Regions from separate parts of the Homo sapiens genome. Here all the other regions are linked to region 3. Evidence: read pairs that join two places in POLR2A ChIA-PET (ENCODE). Cell type or tissue: Caco-2. All regions are shown on one strand.

The links. ChIA-PET counts read pairs that join two places held together with the same protein. Peaks named below come from ENCODE experiments on the same cell type or tissue, not always from the same donor. Only the 100,000 strongest peaks of a DNase experiment are listed, where the experiment ranks them.
Region 1: POLR2A ChIA-PET joins it to region 3 with 6 read pairs; 4 of 35 experiments call an interaction of 5 or more read pairs at or near these places.
Region 2: POLR2A ChIA-PET joins it to region 3 with 5 read pairs; 12 of 35 experiments call an interaction of 5 or more read pairs at or near these places.

Annotation. Positions count from the first base shown.
Region 1 is chr10:102,659,881-102,662,380 of GRCh38, reverse strand. No RefSeq gene overlaps it. Among named protein-coding and RNA genes, the nearest start is that of TRIM8, 17 kb to the right of the region's middle. RefSeq lists a silencer at 1,054-1,113. In Caco-2, no CTCF peak of the experiment used is centred here; a DNase peak (open chromatin) is centred at 1,075.
Region 2 is chr10:102,723,663-102,726,162 of GRCh38, reverse strand. The region is part of intron 1 of SFXN2 (sideroflexin 2); the gene reads right to left. Among named protein-coding and RNA genes, the nearest start is that of SFXN2, 10 kb to the right of the region's middle. In Caco-2, no CTCF peak of the experiment used is centred here; no DNase peak of the experiment used is centred here.
Region 3 is chr10:102,776,134-102,778,633 of GRCh38, reverse strand. All of the region lies in intron 1 of WBP1L (WW domain binding protein 1 like), which reads right to left. Among named protein-coding and RNA genes, the nearest start is that of WBP1L, 33 kb to the right of the region's middle. RefSeq lists enhancers at 1,431-1,962, 1,963-2,494. In Caco-2, no CTCF peak of the experiment used is centred here; DNase peaks (open chromatin) are centred at 423, 1,553 and 2,481.

The DNA of each region.
Region 1 (2,500 bases), 120 kb after region 3:
AAGTGCTGGGATTACAGGTGTGAACAACCGTGCCCGGCCCAGATAATTTTTTTTATTTTTAGTAGAGTTGGGCTTTCACCATGTTGGCCAGGCTGGTCTCGAACTCCTGACCTCAAGTGATCTGCTTGCCTTGGCCTCCCAAAGTGTTGGGATTACAGGCATGAGCCACCGCGCCCAGCCTAATATTTTAATTTTTTATAGAGACAGGATCTCCTTATACTGCCCATGCTGGTCTCATCAAGGGATCCTCCTGCTTCAGCCTCCCAAAGTGCTGGGATCACCTTAGAAGAGGGGCTGTAGTGTGGTGATGTCTGTCTGGGGATACCCAGGAATCACGACTCCAGCTCCTTCACCTCCCACACTTTCATAGGGTCAGCCCTGCTCCCATTTCTTAGTAGGCCAGAGTGGGAGGTTGGGGAAGGACATGCCTCTGATCCTCCCTCCAGGGCCTCCTCCCCCAGAATTTACAGGCTGCAGAGGTGGGGTAGGGAATCCCCCAGGCGGCTAGATGGGTCCTGGGTCCTGAAGTTGCGAATCGAATTGGTTCTCCCCCACCCTCGGATGGGAGAAGATGAGGGTGTCTTAGGAAGGCCATGGTGACAATGACAGGATCTGAGTGGGAGAGTGTTAGCAAGGCCTGTTAAGAACCCTGAGGTGAGGTCACAGCTTGGAGAGAGGGGCCCTGGGGTGCGGACTCAGTGGGTCAGGGCATCCACCCTCGTCTCCTGCCTCCCACCCCAGGGTGCCCTTTGAAGCTGGAGGGGGCTTTGAGCTGGGGTCTCCTGGCCAGATGCGCTGGGAGAAGGGGTGGAGCCGATCATCCCCTAGGCCTCGCCCTCTCCACCCCCACCCTTCAGACTCCCTTCTTGGCCCAAAGACCGTTTCCGGCAGTTGCAGGGGGCACCCATCACCCCCCAGGCTCCTGCCTTGCAGCTGTTCCCCAGCTGCCCTGCCCCACCCCAAAGACAGCTGGGAGCGAGGCCGAGGGAGGGGGCAGGAGCGGCCCAGCTGCTTGGCTCCGGGCTGGGATGGGGAGGGCGGCAACATGAAAGAGCTGGGGCCGGCAGGCAGCAGAGGAAACCACCCCCACCCACTCCCTCGCGGTGGCCTCGCTGCGGGCTCAGCACATCTGGGCCACAGGAGCTGTCGGCCCCAGTCTGTGGGGTAGGGAGACGTGGTCAGATCCCCAACCCTTCCCGGAAAGGGGAGGCGTGATGGCCTTTGGGGGAAGGCAGGAGGGGAGGGCTGGGCACTGGGGCACCTGTGGCTGCAGCCAGCCCTCCAAGGGGCCACCAGTTCAGGGCAGAGAAGGCCCCTCCGATGACTTCTGAATAAGCCTGTTCCCTGGGGCAGCCCCAGCTCTTTCTGGGCCTCCTCTGCCCCGACCCTTTTGGGAGCTGGGTGACAGCTGCTCCTACAAAGCCAGGGACAGCTGGGTGGCTGGGGACAGCTGGGTGGGTTAGCGTCTCCCTGCTTCCCTGGCTGCCTAGGGAACCCCCCCCAAGCCAACTCTGGGCAGCTGCTGCTTCACCTATAGATGTGTGCCTGAGCGTGTCATTGTCTGGAGTGGGCTTCAAAGCTGGGACATGGAGGGGCTCAAGCCCATCCCATTCCCACCAGAATGTCCCCTCCACATCTCAGTGGATTGACGCACCTGGGGAAAGGGCCTCTCCCCTCAGCCAAAACAAAACTAGGCCAAGTGGGAAAGAAATTAGGCAGCTTTTTATCTTGGCTCCCAACTCTTGGCACGGGGGATGTCTCAGGGCTCCTGAGAACTGGAGAAAGGGACAGTGAGACAGAAGCAGATTTGAGTGGAGTGAAGTGACTGTCCACCGGCACCTGCCCCCAGGCATCCTGCACCCTGGGCTGGAGGGGCACTGTGCTCCAGTCATTTCCCCACTCCCTTTAGCCCCAAACAGGTGCACGGGGAGGGAAGGGGTAGGCCAGCTGTTGTCATACTGCTCCTGGCTCCCTGCCACACTGGGGAGGGGAACAATGAAGCAAGGGTCCACCACCCCACCCGAGTCATCCTCTACTCCCTCAGGGCAGGAAGGCGGAGGCAGTTAGCAAGACCAAGGCTATGGTTTGGTCTGGCCAGCCCCAAAGTCTTTATTTTTCTTTTTTTTCTTTGAGACAGGATCTTGCTCTGTTGCCCAGGTTGGAGTGCAGTGGCAAGATCTCAGCTCACTGCAACCTCCACCTCCCAGCCTCAATCAAGCAATCCTCCCACTTCAGCCTCCAGAGTAGCTAGGACCACAGGCCCGTGGCACCACGCCTGGCTAATTTTTCGTTTTAGTAGAGATGGGGTTTCACCATGTGGCCCAGGCTGGTTTTGAACTCCTGAACTCAAGTGATCCATCCACCTTCAAACTGCTGGGATTCCAGGCATGAGCCAACGTGCTCGGCAAGCCTTTATTTTTCTGAGGGGAGGGGTGGCTAGGGGTCAGTGAGGCTTGGACCACTGGCATGGGACTTTTTTTTTTTTTTTTTGAGATGGAGT
Region 2 (2,500 bases), 52 kb after region 3:
GCCTGGCCAACATGGTGAAACCCCATCTCTACTAAAAATACAAAAATGAGCCGGGCGCAGTGCCAGGCACCTGTAATCCCAGCTACTCAGGAGGCTGAGGCAGAAAAATTGCTTGAACCCAGGAGGCAGAGGTTGCAGTGAGCTGAGATCACACCACTGCACTCCAGCCTGAGCCTGGGTGACAGAGCAAGACTCCATCTTGGGGGGAAAAACAAAACAAAACAAACAAACAAAAAAACACCCAAAGCCCTTTATACTTCTTTTTTTTATTTAATTTTACTTTTTTTTTGAGACAGGGTCTCATTCTCTCACCCAGGCTGGGATGCAGTGGTGTGATCATGGTTCAATGCAACTATTACCTCCCAGGTCAGCCTCCTGAGTAACTGGGACTACAGGCACATACCACCACCCTGGCTAATTTTTGTATTTTTTTGTAGAGATGGCACCTCGCTATGTTGCCCAGGCTGGTTTCAAACTCCTAGGTTCAAGCAATCCTTCTGCCTCGGCCTCCCAAAGTGCTGGGATTACAGGTGTGAGCTGCCGCATCTGGCCTGTTTTATTATTTAGAGACAGAGTCTCATTATTTTATCCAGGCTGGAGTGAATGGTAATTGACAGGCATGATTATAGCTCACTGCAACCTCGAACTCCTGGGCTCAAGCAATCCTCCAACCTCAGCCTCCCAAGTAGCTGGGACTACAGGCATGCACTATCATGCCCAGCCCTTTTATTCTTCTCAACAAGGTCTACCCTTGAGGGAAACTATTTTACCAGAGCCTAACCATCTTGGGTTGTACCAGAACTTAAGTGACTTGGGGAAAGAGAACTCCAGCCACCTCTTGCCTTCCTGCCTCACCTAAAGAGGACAAGGGGAGGCTGAGAAGCTCTTGTGAAGGTTCAGGGGCACAGGCTCCCCAGAAGACTGAGACCTCATCACAGGACTGTAGATCCTCCACTCCCTCACCTCACCACTGCACCAGCAGGGCTCCTGTATCATTACAAGGATTATAACAAAAAGAGTAACAAGTCTTAGGCCCTATTTAAGAAGTCTCTAGAGACCCATAGACAGCAAGGGAGATAAGAACAAGGACACCAGAAGAAAATTTAGCCTTTTATACCTATAGCTACAGCAAACAGTAAACATAGCCTAGATAAACAAAACCTCACCCCTCAGTTCCTCTCACAGGGTACATCATGTCCAGCTTTCAGTGAAAAATTACAAGGCATACTAAAAAGAAAAAAAAAAAAAACGCAGTTTGAAGAAACAGGCCAAGTATCAGAATCAGATTTAGATATGAGATTTTAGAATTATCAGACCAGGAATTTTAAATAACTATGGTTAAAATTAATTAATTAATTAATTACAACGATGGTTAATATTCTAAGGACTCTGAAGGGAAAAGTGGACAACAGACAAGAACAGACAAATAACATAAGCAGTGATGGAAAATCTTTTTTTTTTTGAGACGGAGTCTTGCTCTGCCACCAGGCTGGAGTACAATGGCACGATCTCGGCTCACTTCAACCTCTGCCTCCCGTGTTCAAGTGGTTCTCCTGCCTCAGCCTCCCAAGTAGCTGAGACTACAGGCGTGCACCACCATGCCCAGCTATTTTTTGTATTTTTAGTAGAGATGGGGTTTCACCATGTTAGCCAGGATGGTCTCGATCTCCTGACCTCGTGATCCGCCCACCTCGGCCTCCCAAAGTGCTGGGATTACAGGCGTGAGCCACCACGTCCAGCCGGAAACTCTTAAGAAAGAATCAAAAGGAAATGTTGGAAATCAAAAATACTGTAACAAAGATGAAGAAAGTCTTGGATGGACTCATCAGTAGACTGGACATGGCCAGGGAAAGAATCAGTGAGCCTGAACACGTGTCAGTAGAAATTGTCCAAATGCAAAAGGCCCATCCATGGCAGACTGGATAAAGAAAATGTGGTATATGTACACCATGGAATACTATGCAGCCACAAAAAAGAACGAGATCACGTCCTTTGCAGGGACATGGATGAAGATGGAGGCCATTATCCTTAGCAAACTAATGCAGGAACAGAAAACCAAATATCACATTTATAAGTAAGAAAACCAAATATCTCACTTAAAAGTGGGAGCTAAATGATAAGAACACATGGACACAAAAACGGGAGCAACAGACCCCACTGGGGCTCACTTGAGGGTGAAGGGTGGGAGGAGGGAGAGGATCAGAAAAAATAACTAATGGGTACTAAACTTAGTAGCTGGGTGATGAAACAATCTGTACAACCCCAGTGACACAAGTTTACCTATGTAACAAACCTGCACGTGTACCCCTGAATCTAAAGTAAAAGTTAAAACAAAAAAAAGAAACAAATAATATTAATGCAATTATACTAATAGAAGGGCTTGGACTCAGATCCTCCATACACAAATTCTGTCTCTCATTGAGAAACACTGAGTCTGTGGTGGTAGGGATGGTGTGGGAATGTTGGTCTTCCTAGATCATTGGAATTACTATTTGGGGAT
Region 3 (2,500 bases):
TGAGTCACAGAAGCCTAGGGCAGGAAGGGCCTTCGGAGGTCTTCTAAATTCTGCCTTCCACCAGGCAACTGTTCAGACACAAGAGCTAAAGGTTCACCTGCTGTTGATCCTCTCAGATCCTTCCCAAAACAACCATCCCAACCCTTCACTCTCCTTGAAGAGTTTAATGCTACCCACTGCTTCATTCTCTCACTACATGTCCAAGTAACTGGACACAAGCCCTCGCCCTCTTGCCACCTCAGTATATAAGATTAACAGTGTCTCGGTAGAGTAAGAGGTGGCCTCCCAGCTGTACGTCACTGCACAATGGCAGTCACTGACTACAGATGCAAGAGCTCACTCCCCTGGCTGTGGGCTCCTGCCCAGCACACCTGGCTCCTGTCAAGGTATCAGTCCCTTCGCTTCTCGTTTCCTGCACCCCTGCAGTGTTGCATCCTTTGGGAATGAGTAGATCAAAGTAAGAGTTATGTCTACTCTCTACCAGCCCAGGTGCTAACGTTCACATACATTCTTTCGTGGAATCCCTGTGTGACCTCAGAGATGAGGTTCAGAACAGTTAAGGGCCTGCCCAAGACCTCAGGGAAGCTGGGATATGAACGCAGGTCTTTCCAGCTCCCAGCCCACTCTTTCCACTCTGTTAGGCAGTTTTCACCCTACCAGCCTGCTGACACAGCATGAGACGCTTCATCCAGCTTCATCCTATTTCCAACACTGCTTGAAATCCTCTCCAGGGCTCACTCTGCCCATAGGTTAAAAGGACAGCCTTTCTGGCCAGGCACAGTGGCTCACGCCTGTAATCCTAGCACTTCGGGAGGCTGAGGTGGCCGGATCACCGGAGGTCAGGAGTTCGAGACCAGTCAGACCAACATGGCGAAACCCCGTCTCTACTAAAAATACAAAACTTAGCCGGGTATAGTGGCACATGCCTGTAATCCCAGCTACTCAGGAGGCTGAGGCAGGAGAATCGCTTGAACCCAGGAGACAGAAGTTGCAGTGAGCTAACGCCACTACACTCCAGCCTGGGCAACAGAGTGAGACTCCATCTCAAAAAAAAAAAAAAAAAAAAAAAAAAGGACAGCCTTTCTTGTGGGGGCAGAAGGGATGTTCAGAGTGGTCACCTCTCTGCCCATCAGCTGTGTCAACGCAACACTCTGAAGATAACAAGAGCTGTAATGGAATGTTTGGGGCTTTTCAGAGGAGCTTCCTTTGAACAGAACTGTAGGCAACTCAAGGGAGAGTTGTCCACCTAGCACTTTTCTCAGAGTGAGGGCAACCAGTGGTCCCTAGCAGCTCCCCTCTAGGGCTTCTGCTGTGAGCTCATCTGTGGCTTTTCCTCACCCAGGAACAGGCAGCAGAGGGTGTGTGCTCCCTCCCCACCCCTTATGGCCAGCAGCTGCTGGTTACAGTTACACATTCCGATACAGACATGCCTCTCAGACGAAGAGGGGGTGGGGGTGTCTGACTCTCAGAAGCCCTGGAACAAATAGTTGGCAACAGCTGTGTTCTCAGCAGACAGCAGTTGGTGGCTTGCTACTGTTCTCTCATTCCACACTGCTTTACCGGCTGGAATGAATGCAGTGCTCCCACTTCAAAGGGCGGCTCACCGAGCAATCAAGTCTCTGCCACAGGGGTCTTTTTGAAAAACTGGTCAGTAAGGCCAAAATGGGGTCAATTCCACACCCCTTCCCCTGAGGCGTCGGGAACGTCCCTCAGCTGCACAGCCCCAGGCACATGCTTGAAAGGAAGAAAGCCTTTCCTTTAAAAGAAGAACGGAGCCCTCACCCCACCCCCAACACAGAGTCCCTTCAGAACCAGAGGACTGTGAGGAAATCTCCACTAACTAGCCAAATCAAAATGGAGAAGGAATAAAAGGGGTTTGGAGCAAGAATCGCACTCTGCCTCTCCCCTTCCCCAGCCCCATTCTTCAGCTGTTTCTCCGTGAAGTTTCCAAAGCAGTTTTACAGTGTCTGATGGAAAATCAGAACTGGTCAGCCCTAGAGAAACCTCGGGGACGTAGAGGGTTAAGAACACGGTGGCTCTGAAAGTAAGGAGCAACTAGCAAACAAGAAGGGAGACTGGAAAGTTCTGTGTGGGAGCTGGCCTGGTCTAACTGAGAGGCATTTGCTAAAATATTCCCTCCACCCAAAGCAGTAGTACAATAAACAAGCTCCCACCCCTTCTTCCCTTCCAAACCCGATCCGTGCAGAAACAATTACCTGTCTAAGACCCAAAAGGAAAGGCATCCTGCAAGAGCATCGTCCACACTAACGTTGGAACAAAGGGCTCTTAAAAGTTAAGGTCTTGGAATGAGCATTGCCCCTGGTGGGCCTGTGTGTGCGGTGGTCCTGGTTCACCGGCCTTCTTTAGCAAAGCAGACAAAGTAAACAGAGTCCTGGGACCGAGCAGGCACACTGTCTCCTGCTCTCCTCGCTACTCCCCCTGCCTGGCTCTGGCCCACCCCCACCTTCTCGTGACATATCTCAGACGCAGCAAAGCCGAA